Regions from separate parts of the Homo sapiens genome. Here region 2 is linked to region 1. The links are chromatin loops, found by intact Hi-C in ENCODE. Cell type or tissue: IMR-90. All regions are shown on one strand.

What was found. Hi-C counts contacts between places; a loop is a spot of excess contacts. Peaks named below come from ENCODE experiments on the same cell type or tissue, not always from the same donor. Only the 100,000 strongest peaks of a DNase experiment are listed, where the experiment ranks them.
Region 2: it touches region 1 in a loop (8-fold over the local background); 27 of 110 quality-filtered maps call a loop at or near these places.

Annotation. Positions count from the first base shown.
Region 1 is chr20:18,275,102-18,279,101 of GRCh38, forward strand. The region is part of intron 2 of LOC124904876 (a long non-coding RNA gene); the gene reads left to right. Among named protein-coding and RNA genes, the nearest start is that of ZNF133, 11 kb to the right of the region's middle. In IMR-90, a CTCF peak has its summit at 1,835 (motif pointing left); a DNase peak (open chromatin) is centred at 1,870; H3K27me3 peaks cover 218 bases.
Region 2 is chr20:17,956,246-17,960,245 of GRCh38, forward strand. It overlaps SNX5 (sorting nexin 5), which reads right to left. Exons shown (of 13, transcript NM_014426.4): 2 at 688-792. Among named protein-coding and RNA genes, the nearest start is that of SNORD17, 4.7 kb to the right of the region's middle. In IMR-90, CTCF peaks have their summits at 2,237 and 3,707; DNase peaks (open chromatin) are centred at 1,336, 2,246 and 3,596; H3K27ac peaks cover 2,488 bases.

The sequences.
Region 1 (4,000 bases):
GAATGTGTAGCATCTCCAGTTTCTGCTTATATCTTGTGGAACTGGAAAAGAAAGCCAGAAGATATCCTGACTTACTCAGTTTTTTGCTAGGATTCATACATCAATTCCTTAAGTGGAAGATGTTCTCTTACATGAATGTGTAGCATCAAGAACATCACAAGTAAGATTTTAATGTGGTTATAATTCATTCCAAAGAGAGAAATACTACTCAAATCCATTACATCTGAACTTGTTTGTTTGCTTTTTAATGTATTTATTGTCTGCTGTAAGCTCCTGAGAAGACAGAGGCTCTATCTCATTTATTGCCAAATCCTTGTTCCTAGAACAGTAGAATAGCAGATGCTCAACAAACCTTTCTCTTGTTCTGGCTAAGCAAATTTATTTAGCCTTTTAACCCAAGATTTAAAAGGATTTAGTCAGAATGAAAAGAAATCAGGAACGGGACCAATTTAAGGTTATACTGATAATCACATCGGTAAGTATGGTGAAAATTTACTGAGCAATTACTGTGTGCGAGGCCACTGTTCTGATGGCTTAAATATGTGGACCCATTGAATCCCCACATGACCCACAGAACCTCATGCAGGTTAAGAAATTTCCGCCAGTTCAGCCAGAGGGTGAGTGGCAGAGCTTGCATTGAAACTTGGGCAGCCTCACTCTACAGCCTGTGCTGTTGCCCATAACAGGCGCTTTAGCTGCTGCGTTTGCCTGAATGCTAATAGCCTTCCACTCCCTTTATTACCTTGAGACTGAGCAGTGTGGACAAATGCAGGTAGCTTTCTTGTCCTTCTTTCAAGAATGTTGGGCCAGGCGCGGTGTCTCACGCCTGTAATCCCAACACTTTGGGAGGTCGAGGTGGGTGGATCACCTGAGGTCAGGAGTTTAAGAACAGCCTGGCCAACATGGCGAAACCCCGTCTCTACTGAAAATACAAAAATTAGCCGGGCATGATGGTGGGCGCCTGTAATCCCAGCTACTTGGAAGGTGGAGGCAGAAGAATCACTTGAACCTGGGAGGCAGAAGTTGCAGTGAGCGGAGATTGCGCCACTGCACTCCAGCCTGGCCGACAGAGGGAGACTCTCTGTCTCAGGAAAAGAAAGAAAGAAAGAAAGAATGTTGTACCTGTACATTTAACTTGTTCAACAGTCATTTTCCCAATTACTCCATTTTGCTAGTGGCAAAACTCCTGATAAGCAGATGTTCTGTCCCTGGGCAGTTTCCTTTGGAAACTACTTGGTGTATGGAAGCTTCACACCCTTAGTTAGCTCAAATATGGCTCCATGCATGCATTTCGAGGCCTGAGGATCCATTTCAGCCCACCATTTTGAAAATGCTCATACAATATTAGCTTCAATGGGGACAAGGGCTTTGTTTGGTTGACGCTATAAACAAACAGTAGTTGGCACCAAGTAGACCCTCGGAAAATATGGAATGAATGAATGAAGCCATGCCCTGAGAGCCCTGAGACAATACGTGACACGTCCATACCCCACCCCCTCCAGTCAACAAGAACGAGAATGGCTATATTACTTATCTGCATTTTATTTTAGAGCAGTAACTGACTATGGAATTACAATAGTGTCTTTTTTCCATCTTCTTCAATTATATCCATAGTTAAAATATAATTAAAATTTCAACCTCACAAGATTTGGAAAGATGCAAAGTCAGTGGCTTCCTCTGAGGCCTTAGCTACCCCTTGTCCAGGGAAAATGCTGGCCTCTGGACAACTGAATCCTGACGAGAACACTTGCGCCGGTCCTCTACCTGAATTGCCAAAAGGGCCCGCAGGGAAAGGAAGGAATCACCATGTTTAGGGCGCCCTCTTCTGTTCAAAGGGCTGAAGCCCGTGGAGCCAGGGCAAGGCTTTCAGCGGATGAGCATCTTGGAGCAAACGTCAGAGAACCACATACTTTCATTCCTGGAAAGGGCTTTAGAGATGACTAGTTCAAACTACACATTACACATGGGAAACTGAGGCCCAAAGGGGTCAAATGCCTCATCCACGGTCACACAATTGGTTAAATCTCGAAAGAGGAAGAAACCGGACTCCCTGGCCCAGACCCCTCAGTAACAAGAGGAAAATGAACTCGTAACTCCAGTCTCTTATGCCTTTGTAAAAATCAAGAAAAATTAATCACAAATCTATAGTGCCAATTTCTTACGATTTATACCTTCAACTTCCTGTAATGTCACTATTCACATTTTCAATACGTTAACAAAGGTTCCCCAAGCATAGATTTCCTTAAGAATCAAAGAGAGACTTGCCTCTATTTTTTTTTTTTTTTTTTTTTTTTTTTGAGACGGCGTCTTGCTCTGTCACCCAGGCTGGAGTGCAATGGCATGATCTCAGCTCACTGCAACCTCAGCCTCCCGGGTTCAAGCCATTCTCCTGCCTCAGCCTCCCGAGTAGCTGGGACTACAGGCACCCGCCACCAGGCCCAGCTAATTTTTATACTTTTAATAGAGACAGGGTTTCACCATGTTGGCCAGGATGATCTCGATCTCTTGACCTTGTGATCCGCCCGCCTTGGCCTCCCAAAGTGCTGAGATTACAGGCGTGAGCCACTGCGCCCAGCCGACTTGCCTCTATTTAGTCCAGCCATTCCTTTCATTATTTTTCTCCACAGGCCTCATATTTGAAGGTTTTTAGTCTACCAAGCAAGCCACACTTTTAGAGTAAAAATGCATTTTCTCATTTAAAAAAGTACAGAAACAATGACCATGTATGAGACGTTACGCTACTGATATTATCAAATGAAATTTAAAATGTGAAATGCTTGAAACAGTGATTGATACATTATAAATATGCCAGAGATGTTCGCTATTATAATTCTACAATAACAATCAACAGTAGAAAGAAAAAAAGTACTTTTGTTAGTCTGTGCAGCCCTATGCAAGATTAATGTATCATTTCAATTTGATATTTTGAAATACTAAAAATAATAGTGGAGTTCAAAGGTAATTCTGGGGATACCTGGAAGCCAAAGATCCCTAGGTTGGGGCCAACTGCTGTAACCCATTAATCTCCCAGCCTGGGGTGGGGGGCTTACTCTGCCCTTACATGGGATTGTGATGCTCTCTCATCTAGTGCGTTGATGTGGGTGCCTTTGTATGAAGGGTGTGTCCTTGGCAGTCCTTCAAGCCTTCTTGCTACTCCACTAAAACAAACATATCCTATAAACAAATTCTTACAGATAGATAGCTGGAGCCTAATAAGGATGTGTTGAATGTTTGCAACTCTTTGCTAAGACCACAGGCTTCTAAAAGGAAAAGAAAAAAAAAAGCTAATTCCATTTATGTGATGTTCTAGAACAGGAATCACTAATTTGGTGACTGCCTTTGAGGCAACAGAATTGAGTTTGACTGGGAAGGGGCATGAGGAAACCTTCCAGAATGGCGGGGATATTCTCATCTCGAGAAGGGTTTGGGTTTTATGGGTGTCTGCATTTGTCAAGATTCATCGAATAGTACACTTAAGATCTGTGCATTTTGTTGTATGTTTTAAATTTAAAAAAAAAAACCATTGACAAATACTGAACTCTAATGACATGTATGCTGAACGATTTAGGGGTGAACTGATGTCTGCAACTTTGAAATGCATCAAAAAAGTGGATGAACTGATGGATGGATAGAGGGATGACAGAAAATATAACAAAAGATATATAGTAAAAAATAACTATGGCGGGCATCTGGATATTCACTGTATGATTCTCTCAACTTTTTTTTTTTTTTTTTTTTTTTGAGACAGAGTCTCACTCTGTCACCCAGGCTGGAGTGCAGTGGCACGATATTGGCTCACTGCAACCTCCGCCTCCCGGGTTCAAGCGATTCTCCTGCCTCAGCCTCGCGAGTAACTGGGATTACAGGCGCCCACCACCACGCATGGCTAATTTTTGTATATTTAGTAGAGACAGGGTTTCACCATTTTGGCCAGGCTAGTCTTGAACTCCTGAACTTGTGATCCACCCGCCTCAGCCTCCCAAAGTGCTAGGATTACAGG
Region 2 (4,000 bases), 320 kb before region 1:
CTGGTAAGCTCAGGCAGAGAATTATGTCACCAGTCTTTTTACACTACCTCCGGAATAACTGAAGTGTGCTATTCAAGCCGCCCAGGCGTTAAGAAAAAACCACATGGGAAAGGTCTTTCCCAATTTAGTAAATGCTGAAAAAAAGCAAGCTACAGAGACAAACTTCCCTTGGATGCAAATTAAAAACAAAGCTGGGGCCCGGTGTGGTGGCTCTGGCTCACGCCTTGAATCCCAGCACTTTGGGAAGCTGAGGCACGTGCATCACCTGAGGTCAGGAGTTTGAGCCGAGTGTGGTGGCTCAGGCCTGTAATCCCAGCTACTCTGGTGGCTGAGGCAGGAGAATTGCTTGAACCCGGGAGGCAGGGGCTGCAGTGAGCCAAGATGGTGCCACTTCATTCCAGCCTGGGCAACACAATGAGACTGTCTCCAAAAAAAAAAAAAAAAAAAAAAAAAAAAAAACAAAAAAACAATGCCCACAGCCCAGGGCTCTGCCACAGCAGAATGCTGCTGCCGCCACAATGGCACTCACCTGATGCTTACTGTGAGATAGATTAGGGAGGTTCTCACTTAATAGTGCTACCCTACGAATAGCAACTGTTTCAAGCTCAGGGAATCTCTTCTCACATCCACTGTGAATAACAAGGCTGCAACCTAGCACTGTATGTATTACCACTGCATGTTACTTACCTTTGTGTGCACTGTAAATTTGACTTTGTCTCTCTCACTGAGCGCATCAGGTATGTCAATCTGAAGCGAGGGATCAACATTCAGGTCCACAGATACAGATCTCAGCTGAAATACATTTTTTGCGTATTAGTTTCAAACTCATTTGGCCCTAAAAAATTATTCCAAAAATGAGTAGTTACTAAAAAGCAGTTTATACATAGATCATTTAGAAATGTCAGTTGAGCTGGGCGCGGCGGCTCACCCCTGTAATCCCAGCACTTTGGGAGGCCAAGGCGGGTGGTTCACAGGGTCAGGAGATGGAGACCATCCTGGCTAACATGGTGAAACCCCGTCTCTACTAAAAATACAAAAAATTAGCTAAGCGTGGTGGCGGGCACCTGTAGTCCCAGCTACTTGGGAGGCTGAGGCAGGAGAATGGCCTGAACACTGGAGGCGGAGCTTGCAGTGAGCTGAGATCACACCACTGCACTCTAGCCTGGGCGACAGAGCGAAACTGTCTCAAAAAAAAAAAAAAAGAATTAAAAATTAAAAAAAAGAAAAAGAAATGTCAGTTGAGACATTTCTAAGTTTATGTGAAACTGAGGGGAAACCCATTCTTCACATGCATTGGTATATCCGAAGTATTCCTGTAATGTAAACAACAGCTACAATAATGTCATGTACAATACATTTGGCCAAATACCTGACTGTACACTAAGGCCTGAACTAAATAGAACAAAATCTTGAATTCTTACATAAATGCCAAAGTACAATGAACATTCAAGAGGCATTAACCAGGCCACACAAATATCTGAAAGGAAAACCTGGGGAGATGGCACAGAGAACAGTCATGTGGAATAGGATCCTGGGTGGAGAGTTCAGAGTAAACCTGGGACTGTTTCAAATAGCCAAGGAATCTAGACAGGAGGGGTGAATTAGAAAAACCAACCAAGGCCTTACTTAATTAGCACAATCCCACTGTGGTTACACATGAGCAACAAGTGTGAGCATCACTCTGAATACTCAATTAACTGATTTTCTGAGCTGGAAATTGAGAGGAAAAAAACTACCTAACTCCATTTCTGCCCGTCAAAAAAAAAAAAAAAAAAAAGAGAGGAGAGAACAGTGGCAGCACTAATAGGAACTGGGCTATTAGGGAAAAGTGACTTAAATAAAAGTACATTAAAGCAGACAAGGTGGTGGTCAATCTGAAAACCTGACACACAAGGCACGAGGAACTCATAGCGTAAGCATCTCATTGCCCCATTCCTTTTACTGTAAGGAGTGCTAAAGTAAAGTTGTCATAACACTGGATTACCCAAAGCACGGAATGCCAAGTGAAGATTACAATTAAGAAGATGAGGTATTTCACTCCAAATTTCCCTTTGGGTCCCTTTCTTCAAAATAAAAAGTTCAAGACTAAAAACTTATGTACTTAACCTCTAAAACTTGAAAATCTGGTCAATCAGCTATAAAAAGACTAAATATATTCACTAAAAGCACATGGATTACTTAAGTTTCAAGTACTCCCTTTTTCCTTAAGCACTGTATATTTATAATTCTGAAAGCCAGAGGGAGCCTATTACAATGGCTTTCCTCCAAAAAATTAAGCTCAAGTAGTCACCAGAAGTTGATTTTAACATCAACTATTAGTAAGATCAAAACAGATACTTTTGAGTCCTCACATCTCAACCTAAGTATTTTTCTTCCACATGAATTCTTGATAACTCCTATGAAATATCTGCTTGTCTGGCTTAATTTTCACATGTCCATTTGTGAGATCTCTGCAAACAAAGATAAAGCTTCAAGGTCTGCGACTTCATTTGATCATAACTGACTCCAGCTTTGGCGTATTTTCTGATAAGAGCTTCCTTCCTTCTGCTAAGTTAACACTGGCAAATACAGCCTTTAAAAATACCTCAAATCATTAACTGAGATGTGATTGCAGAGGCTATACCAACGACTCTACTGATCTTAGGCTTATCTGTCAAGGTCAGGCAGGCCCAAGAACAGGAATAAACAGAGCCAGGCCTAAGAAGTAGCCATGGTCTCTGGAGGAGACATAGGACAGCTCACAGGACAGGTCTAAGGTGCCTTTCCCAGAGCTCAAAAACTGCCACATTTCCTAAGATTCCATTTCCTAAAGTCACAAACCCTGACTTCTAGCACTGCTCAAATGAATATGCTGACAGTTCCATTTTCGCTCACAAGCCCAGCAAACTCAGTGAGCCTGTGAACTCCACATGGGATACCCTTGGAATTCGAATAGGAGGACCCAAGGGGGATGTAATCAAGTAAATGGAGCTCATTTGTGCACCACAGTTAAAGCTGCAATGGATGCTACCAGCTGCTTTAGCTGCTTTTCGTTCCTCTGAATAATTATCTTCTCTTTTCGTCCCTTTCCCCATGTAGAGGTAATACCCCCGACTATACCTGTCTTCCTTTCTGGTTAGTATAGAAACATATTTTTTGTTTCAGAATGTGATGAAGACAAAAAGAAGAAAACCACTAGGTTATGAGTGACTGCAACCACAGCATATCAAACATCCGAGGTTCACTAGCAGCCATTTTGCCCAGACATTTCGCCCTAGGAAGGGATTCAAGCAAAACTCCAATCACTTGACATGACAGTCCTAACCACCAAATAAGCAAATAATGCAATGTTGTATTTGGGCCTTAAAGAACTGTCTAAAAGAGAGTATTGGCAAAACCCCTCAGCATCCAGGCCATCATTAACTCAATGTCCCCCAGGCGCAAGTTAAATGAACTTTCTCATATTATAGCATATAACCCTCCAGATGAGACAAACATGGGTAGAAACTTGTGAAATGACTAGAGCTTCTAAGTCAGCATTTGTACTCTCACTCGGGAAGCATCAAGTGTGACCAAAAGTTCAGCATTCCTTCTGCTTAGTCAACAAACCCACTCCACAGTGCTACAGAACTTGCTAAATAATTGCCAGGCTCCACTCTTCCCCTCTCACTTGCCTCTGCCTCCATCCCCCCTTAAGCTTGAAGGGCTCAGAGTACTCCTTAGCCCTGCTGGCCAACACTTGAGTCTCTGACTTAGGCCACAGATGTTACAATGCTTACAGTGGCCGTTTACAACAGTTAACAAAGCAGGCTTTAGAACCAAGTCCAGCCTTGGGCATGCCGGACCTTTACCATGCAAAGTTTTACCTCTTTTCCAGATCCCTTAGGTCACTTGTAAGAATCAAATTGAAAATATACCTACTCTCAAATAATTTAAGTTTTAAAACTGACTTCTGGCTGGGTGTGGTGGCTCACGCCTGCAATCCCAGCAATTTGGGATGCCAAGGTAGGCAGATCACTTG